Linked DNA regions of Mus musculus: region 2 is linked to region 1. A link is a loop called in an ENCODE intact Hi-C map of the cell type or tissue named here. Cell type or tissue: heart. All regions are shown on one strand. Links, peaks and the distances in the headings refer to the core of each region. The heading gives the core; the rest is flanking DNA.

Region 1 (5,735 bases), core at 1,664-4,163:
TGGGAGGATACAGAATTTCCATAGACTCTAAGGCCAAGAAGCACAGCTCCAACCTTGCAAGGGACTGGGAATCAAAAAGTAGGCAGGTGGGACCTAATGCAATCACTTCTCTGGTGAGTCTCCTCTTTCTACATCTCTCTCCTTCAAATCTCTACGCCTTCCTCATTCTTGATGCCCTCTTCCATCTTTGGACATTTTACTTTCATCTCACTTAATTCTAGATTTTCATGATATTTTCATTTCAGTATGCAAATTGAGACCAATCTTCATGCAGAAGAAATTTCTCTGGCCCTGTTTGGGTTAAGTGTTAACATCTGGTCTAGTTTATGATGAGAAGGAGGATGGGCCCTTTTACTCAGGGCACATCTGGTAGGGTTTGTGAAGCAGATTATCTTAGACAAGGGCACGATCTGGACACACTCCCTAAGGTACAGATAGAAAACTGCTCTCTGGATGTTAAAATGAAAAGGTTTGGAAATATATATGGGTATTTCTTGTAATCAAAGCAAACAGGACACCTTGGATGGTGTTGCACACGTGGAAATTTAACACTCAGGAGGCAGAGGCAAGAGAATCGGTAGTTGAAGGGCATCCTGAACTCCATAGCCAGGGTGAGACCAGCCTGGGACACGTGATACAGGAAGGAAAGTGAAGGAATCAGAGGGAATCAAAGGAAACTTTGATCCTCGGCAGAGGCGTTTGCTCATAGCTTTCTCTTTTAGGACATTGCCATGCATGGGGCTCAGTTTGAACGGCCATCTTCTCTCTATGTGCCCCTATGCCATACTCAAAGTTCCTGAGATGAGGAGCTGTATATATTTGATCCAGGGTGCAGTGGGTGGGTCATGAGTTCAAGGATAGACTGCGTTATATAGTGAAATCTTGTTTTAAAAGGAACAAGAAGGAAGGGGCTGGGGGAGCTTGCTATGCCAAGAGTATATTTGAAACTACTAGTGAATAGAAAATAGTAGCAGAACCAACAGCCCTCGCTGCTGTCCCTGGAGCCTCCCCTTCCCTGGTTCCTCACTTGCTTGGCATCTCTCTTGGTTGAGGCAACCTCAGAGATTGGGGCCTTGGGGGCGGGGTTAGTAGCCACTCAGTGTGTTTCATTTGGGTGTGGTTGTTGGAGGGAAGACTGCATTCTACGCATGGCGTCTTACAGATTCTTATTTTCCTCAGCACCCTTCCTCTGATTCCTGTACTTCCCTTTCTATCTCACGTGTCCCAGGCTGGCCTCACCCTGGCTATGGAGTTGAGGACGCCCTGCAACCCCTGATGCTCTTGCCTCTTCCTCCTGAGTGTTACATTTCCACGCCTGCATCACCATGCCAGGTTTGTAGGATGCTGGATAGCAAGCCCAGGGCCTCATGCGAGTTGGTACATACCATGATCATTGAGCTAAAACGCCCAGTCTCAGGTTTTTCTTTTCTTTGTTAGCTAGGACAGTCACTCTGGGCAACCCCAGGATCCGCTGTTTTGTCTATTCTAATGGTGACTCCATTGACTCTGTTGTATGAAATTTGAAGCTAAAATATTTGGTATAAAGTTGTCTTAGTTAGGGTTCCATTGCTGTGAATAGACACTAGGACCAAGGCAAACATTTAATTGGGGCTGGCTTAGAGTTTCAGAGGTTCAGTCCATTATCGTCATGGCAGGAAACATGGCAGCAGCCAGGCAGACATGGTGCTGGTAAAGGAGCTGAGGGTTCTGCATTTTGCCTTTCTTCCATCCTGGGCAGAGCTTGAGCACTAGGAGTCCTCAAAGCCCACCCCTACAGTGACACATGTCCTCCAACAAGGCCACACCTTTTCTAACAATGACATATCTTCTAATAGTATCAATCCCTGTGGGCCATGCATTCAAACACGAATCTTTGGGGGGGCCAAATCTACAAACCACTACGAAAGTACAGCAACATCTGGTCTTGTCTATGTTTTTTTCTTGCCTTTGAGGTCTTGGACTTTAATTGACTGTACTTCTATGCAGTTGCCTGAACAAGACAGGCTCTTACTTTCTGGTATACTGCTATGCATGTCCTTGCCTACTTTAACTCTTATTTGTTCTTTAATTCAGTCTCAACTGAAATTGTTATTTATAGTCCGTCTTCTTGCTCAACTCTACACACCATACCATTCCCACAGCACTGCTGTGTTACAACAAATTGTGCTTCTTGTAGGGTTACAGCCTGTGCTCCAACACACCAGGTTCAGCCACCTATCCTCAGTAAGCCAATTAAAGGACCCAAATTAATAGTAAAAAGCAGAAAAAGAGAATTATTCAAAATTGCTACATTGTGAAGGATAAGGAGATACAAGAGTCCCCAGCCTTGACTTCAATGCCTCTTAGTTATCCTTAGAGTCCTGACATGAAAGTAGGTTTTAACAAAAAACAAGAGCTAAAGATAACTAGACAGTGTGTCAAGGTGTGGTTCTCCGTCTACCATTTTCTTGTTTCATGAGTGATGGAGAAAAGAAACAGTCTGAATGAATTAAATAAAACATAGTCCTTCGCGGTGTCTGATTAGCTACTGCTTTTGTTTAGCTCAACTTTCAACCAGAATGTGGGCTCAGAGGTCGGTCTCAGAGTCATCTAGTGGACACCTGGCCCAGCATTTGTAGACTGGCTAAGTGACAGCTAAGACGGAGACAGGAGATGCATGTGCCTCTGCACCCCAGCCCAGCTGCAGCGGCTTTGAGTAGCAGGAGGCCTGGGCCCATAGCCGGAGGCGGGACTTCCGGTCCCGCTGGCGACCGCGGCCCGCGCCAGGCGGAAGCGCGGCTCCGGGCCAGGATCCGCGAGCTCCGGCTGGAGCAGAGTTCGGAGCCTCAGTGTCCCGGACGCCCGTGGTCGGTGTGGATGCTTCTCGGCGCTGCGTCCCCGCGGTCCGGGGAGGCCGAGGAGGCACGCGGGAGTCGGCGCGGCGGGAGAGCAGGGATCTCGGGGTGAGGACGGCTGGCGGCGGAGGGTGGCTGCGAGGGGCTGAGGAGGCCGAGGTGACATCTTCCATGGGGGTGTGTCCGCGTCCCCAGGCTCGTAGGGAAGGTGGCCCGAGATGGCCTTGGGGGGCTTGCAGGGAGACGCTCCAGAGGCAGCTCTTTTCACCCTCGGGGTTAAAGATGAGAAGGACGTCTTGACCTAACTCATCTGCGAGATGAGCAGCCAAGGCTTGCATGCTCAGCATTGCTTTCTTTGCAATACATTGCTTTCTTTCTCTTAAGACTTCTCCCCTCTTCCAGTGGTCTTCGGAGGGGAATACCCAACATTCGTAGGGAAAACCTGAACTCTTACTCACTTAGCTCCCGTTCAGGCTTTGTCAGACTAATAGGACTTTAGGTCTTTGATTCAGACAAGCAAGCCCACTGAAGTTTTCATTTTAGACTCTTCTCTACCTTGCGGAGTTCAGGTTGTCCCACTTCCTTTGTCGTGGAGTGAGCTTGTAAGTATCTGGACAAAGCTTGCACCTTCATGTTTGCACTTTATGACTTACTGTTTGCTTCTCAATGGGGTGACACATTTTTAGATGTTAAATAGATTGGATTCTTGCCACACACTGAGCATAACTAGGCAAAGCCAGAGTACTGTCACTGATGGAGGCTGGTGTATACTGATTGCTTCAAGTGTTTCCCTTCCCAAGAGTTACAATCTTAATTTTATCCCCCGGTATTTGCCAGTACTGGTAACTTACATCTTACTTGGTGGTCTGACCTGAACTACTTGAAGAAACAAATACAAACATACAAACAAACCAGAAAGCACTGTGCATTTATCCATAACCCGGTATCTCACTGACTTACTTGAGATTTGTGCTGCAGTGAGACAAGTTATTATAAGAACGGTTTGTTGGGTGGCACAGCTGATGTAATGCAGGATGCACCTAACATAGTGCTTTAACATATTAATGAAGACATTGAAGGCAGTCTTCTGAAGTCATGGGGCTAACTGTTGGGTTGATTTCTTTTTGCATCTCTTCATTTCTTTTTTAAGTTGTTTGTTTTTATGTGTATGGGTGTTATTGCCTGCATGTATGTCTGGGCACCACATGTGGGCCTGTTGTTCTCAGAAACCAGAAGAGGGCATCACAGTGCCTGTCTCTAGAGTTGTGGGCTGCCTGCCATGTGGGTGCTAGGAAGCAAACTGAGGTCCTCTGGAAGAGCAGCCAGTGTTCATAACGGCTGAACCATCTCTCCAGGCCCTTTAATTTCGTTTTTTGAGGTAGACTTGTTGCTTATCTGATAAGGCTTGATTTTATCTAATCTTGATTTAAAACCTGTGAGCCCCCCCAGCCACTATTCCCTTCACTTTTATAAGAGAAAAAGCTCTTGAGAATACGTGAGCCTTTATAGTTCATGGGTGGTGGAAGTGTTCATCTGGAAAGGGAAGAATTGCTTGCCTTCTGAGGCAGGTTTCCAGCCGTAGAGCTGAGAGTCCTGTCCGAAGTCTGATTGCCTTGGATTTGGGAGATCAGTGGAATGCTTATTTGTTGCTGGAAATTATTGAATAATTGCTTAGCTTTCCCCTTTAGATAAATTCTTTGCATTCTGTATAATTTAGCTGTGTTTCATAGTCAGCTATGTTCGTGAGGACTTTTGGTTAGCTGCGGAGAGTTGCTAGTTGTTTGTGTGTATGGGCTCACACCTTCCTTTTATTTCTGCGGCATGATGTATGTCTGTTGAGGAAGAACTGCCCAGATCATGATCATGCAAACAGCCTTCATATGCATGCATTCACATTTGAGTAGTTACCAATTAGCGATGTGTCAACCAGTTGAGTTTGTTGGTTCCATGTCTTTTGGCTATTAGTTTTATTATTATCTAGTACTTTGTCAGCTACCTGCTTATCCTAGCTAGAGAGCCATTCCTGGCCACTTGATCCAGCCCAGAGGACTAGATGCTCCGGGGGAACACAGCTTTTTGGCCTAGGAGATAGCACAGCACACAACATGGCTGACACAGACTCCATCCTTCTCTTACGCTCAGCTTTTGTCCCCCCCTCTCTCACTGAACTAGTCTCTTTTTTTCATAGTGACCACAATGACTCAGGCCTCAGTGACTCAAAGGGCATTCAGAGCCTCCACACAGACGGCAGAGTCCCGTTAAGAAGGGTGCAGTCCATCATGCCGAGGCCAAGAGGAGAAGAACTGGAGGCATCCTGCGAGTATTTGTCATTGAGAAAGAGCTGATCATTTTTATAGGGAAATTTGTGTATAGTTTGCTAGTGGTGTATATTTTACACTTGGCATAAAATATACCAAGGTATCCACTTAAGAAGTGGACAGCATTCTATTCTATTACCAAATGTTCATTGCTATTGGGAGTTCCAGGTGTTACTGCAATTTAAGAGACATATCCTTTTCCTGTGTTGTTTGGTGAGCCAAAGAGCCCTCAGTTCGTATAGGAACTCTGCATTGGTTTTATTCCCTGTATTGGTATTACTAATTTTTTTAAAAAAAAGATTTATTTTGTTTATATGAGCACACTGTAGCTGTCTTCAGACACACCAGAAGAGGGCATCAGATCCCATTACAGATGGTTGTGAGCCACCACGTGGTTGGAGGGATTTGAACTCAGGACCTCTGGAAGAGCAGTCAGTGCTCTTACCCGCTGAGCTGTCTCTCCATCCCAGTATGACTGATGTTTAAGCTGACTACTTTTACACATATTTTTATCTCCTTATGGTAGGAAGGTTATCATTTTTCCTTGTTGTGGAATATTTTTGTATCTATTTTCTTACTCATT
Region 2 (2,500 bases), core at 1-2,500, 74 kb after region 1:
CTTCTGGGTATTATAAATAACGCTGCTAAAAGAGTGGAGCATGTGTCCTTCTTACATGTTGGAACATCTTCTGGGAATATGCCCAGGAGTGGTATATCTGGGTCCTCAGGTAGTACTATGTCCAATTTTCTGAGGAACTGCCAGACTGATTGCCAGAGTGGCTGTACCAGCTTGCAATCCCACCAGCAGTGGAGGAGTGTTACCCTTTCTCCGCATCCTCACCAGCATCTGCTGTCACCTAGATGCCCCAGTGTAGGGGAATGCCAGGACAGGGAAGCAGGAGTTGGTGAGTTAGTGAGCAGGGAAATGGGGGATGGGATAGGGGACTTTTTGGAGGCGAAATGAAGAAAGGGAATATAATTTGAAATATAAATAAAGAAAATATCTAATAAAAAAAAAAGAGAAAAACCGTTTCCTTTGTGGGCTGTGTAGCTGCTCAGTGGCATGGCTTCGTTTTGCCTGCCTCTGCGTTTCCTCAGCTCCCATCATCCTCCTTTACATTGTATGCACGTACGTCATTCTCAGAGAACTAATAAAAATATATTTAAGTATCATGGCAAAATAAATAAAGATTTATATAAAATTTTACATTGGCATAATTGTGGCCATCTGTTTATAAAAAGCAAATCCATTTAGCTAACAGCTATTTTTGTTTGGGAAATTTGGGAGAAAAATACTTATGTGAGCTAATACATCCTTCTTAAAAGAAGAAGGGGAGGAGAAAGACTGCCTCTCTTAAAACAGTGAACTTTCTCCTTTGAAAGCAGGATGTCAAGAGCCAATTGTGAAAGAACACAAGACCCAAACTTGGAAATAAACAGGCATCGGTGTTTATTTGCGTAAATTTAGATGTAGTAGCCGATGTGTCAGAAAAGTGAGTCTGTGGCTCTTAAACCAGGCTGAGCAAGCAAACATCATCAACCAACATGGCTTTAATCTACCGAGTAACTTTAAATCCAGAAGATCAAAGGGCGTTATAACTAAAAACAGCCCTCGCTGCAATTTCCCTGCAGAAGCAGGAAAAGGCTAGAAATGACATGTCACCTTCATATCCTGGCTGGCTGACCTCAGTGCTCAGATCAAGTCCCTCTGTGTACCAGCTGTTGCCATTATTAAGGCTCTGCCTCAAGGGGTTAAGTAGTTGAGAAACTCTCCCTCCTATCCCAGAGCAAACAGAGAAGTCCCAGCCCCTGACTTGCCCATTCAGAGCCTCTGCTTGTGCCTGTCACTCACTCCCGCTCCTCCGCTCCACTCTGCTCTGCTCCTGCCAGCTCCTGCTTTCTGTTCTGAGTTCCCCCAGCCTGCTCAGCCCTGGCTGTGGCTACCCTCAGCTTTTGCAGACCAAACTGTGCCTTGAAGTTTCTTCTTTTAAAGGAAAGGTAATCTCTTTATTTCTGCTTCTCTAGATGGGTGTTTGTTGTTTTAGAGGAATTTGTTTTTAAATTGAACCTATTTTCTAAGACTATTTAAAAATCCAGTTTACTTGTTTTCAGTGTAAATGCTGAATAGAGTTTTAATACTTTAAAAATCTTGCAGTGTCCATTTGAATTTGTAATGTGGTGCAGTAGAGGAGGGTCTGCTATTCCTAAGTTTATTAAAATGTGCTTTCTTTGTGGAGTTGGAAGGAAACCCAAGATTTAAAGTGAAGTGTATTGTTTTATACCTTCTCTGCCTGAATTGGGGAAACTACTGCAAGTGTGCCTCTGCCATGGCCATTGATAAGAACGATAGGTAAGGACGCTAGGAGTCACTTTACTCACATCTGCCACTGAAGTGTTTCAGGACAGTAAATTAGTCTTTCAGCCTGTCCAGAGAGCAGCTGGGTAGAGTGCCTCCGCAGGGTCCGATCGGATCGGCAGCCCCGGGCTCAGTTTTACCCCGGGTCATTTCTGAGGTTCAGTCCCGTGTGCTCCTCTTAGCTGCATCTGAGCTAATTAAATGCCATGCCTTATGAGCACTCTAATTGTTGCAGTGATGGCTACATGAGGATTGGATTTACTGCTTAAACTCTTGTTAGTAGCAAAATTGACTTTTGTTTAAAAAGTGAGAATGGGTAATTTATCTGTAATGACAAAAAAAGAAAAAAGTTCAGACTGGTCTTAATTTCTAAAGTATGTTTCTGTGTGGAATGAAAACTCACTCTGACTCTGGTCGAGAGTGAGCAGCCATGCCTTTCAGCAGGGTGCATGGCTTGCAGAGCACACTTTGATTGTTCATGTGGACCTGATGAAATATGTTCCTTCCACTCACAAGAGGATGATTCCAGACTGGGACTTGAGTTTCCTGTGACTGGGCAGCCAGCAGACCAGAAGGAAGCTCTGGCCCACTGGGAAGCAGGCTCACTCCTGTGTGCCACTGGGAAGCAGGCTCACTCCTGTGTGCCACTGGGAAGCAGGCTCACTCCTGTGTGCCGATAACTTGCAACGGCAAGTTCTGCTTTTCGTGTGTTAAGACGAACAGTTGTCTTGTTTATCTGGTCTTCAGGTTTGCCTTTCTGGTT

The links. Peaks named below come from ENCODE experiments on the same cell type or tissue, not always from the same donor. Only the 100,000 strongest peaks of a DNase experiment are listed, where the experiment ranks them.
Region 2: it touches region 1 in a loop (2.1-fold over the local background); 7 of 42 quality-filtered maps call a loop at or near these places.

What each region holds. Positions count from the first base shown.
Region 1 is chr1:183,218,530-183,224,264 of GRCm38, reverse strand. Disp1 (dispatched RND transporter family member 1) reads left to right here and starts at 2,736. Exons shown (of 10, transcript NM_026866.3): 1 at 2,736-2,942. In heart, for the core only: no CTCF peak of the experiment used is centred there; a DNase peak (open chromatin) is centred at 2,754; H3K4me3 peaks cover 1,389 bases; H3K27ac peaks cover 1,191 bases.
Region 2 is chr1:183,146,259-183,148,758 of GRCm38, reverse strand. All of the region lies in intron 3 of Disp1 (dispatched RND transporter family member 1), which reads left to right. Among named protein-coding and RNA genes, the nearest start is that of Disp1, 74 kb to the left of the region's middle. In heart, for the core only: no CTCF peak of the experiment used is centred there; a DNase peak (open chromatin) is centred at 1,198; H3K4me3 peaks cover 1,521 bases; H3K27ac peaks cover 1,425 bases.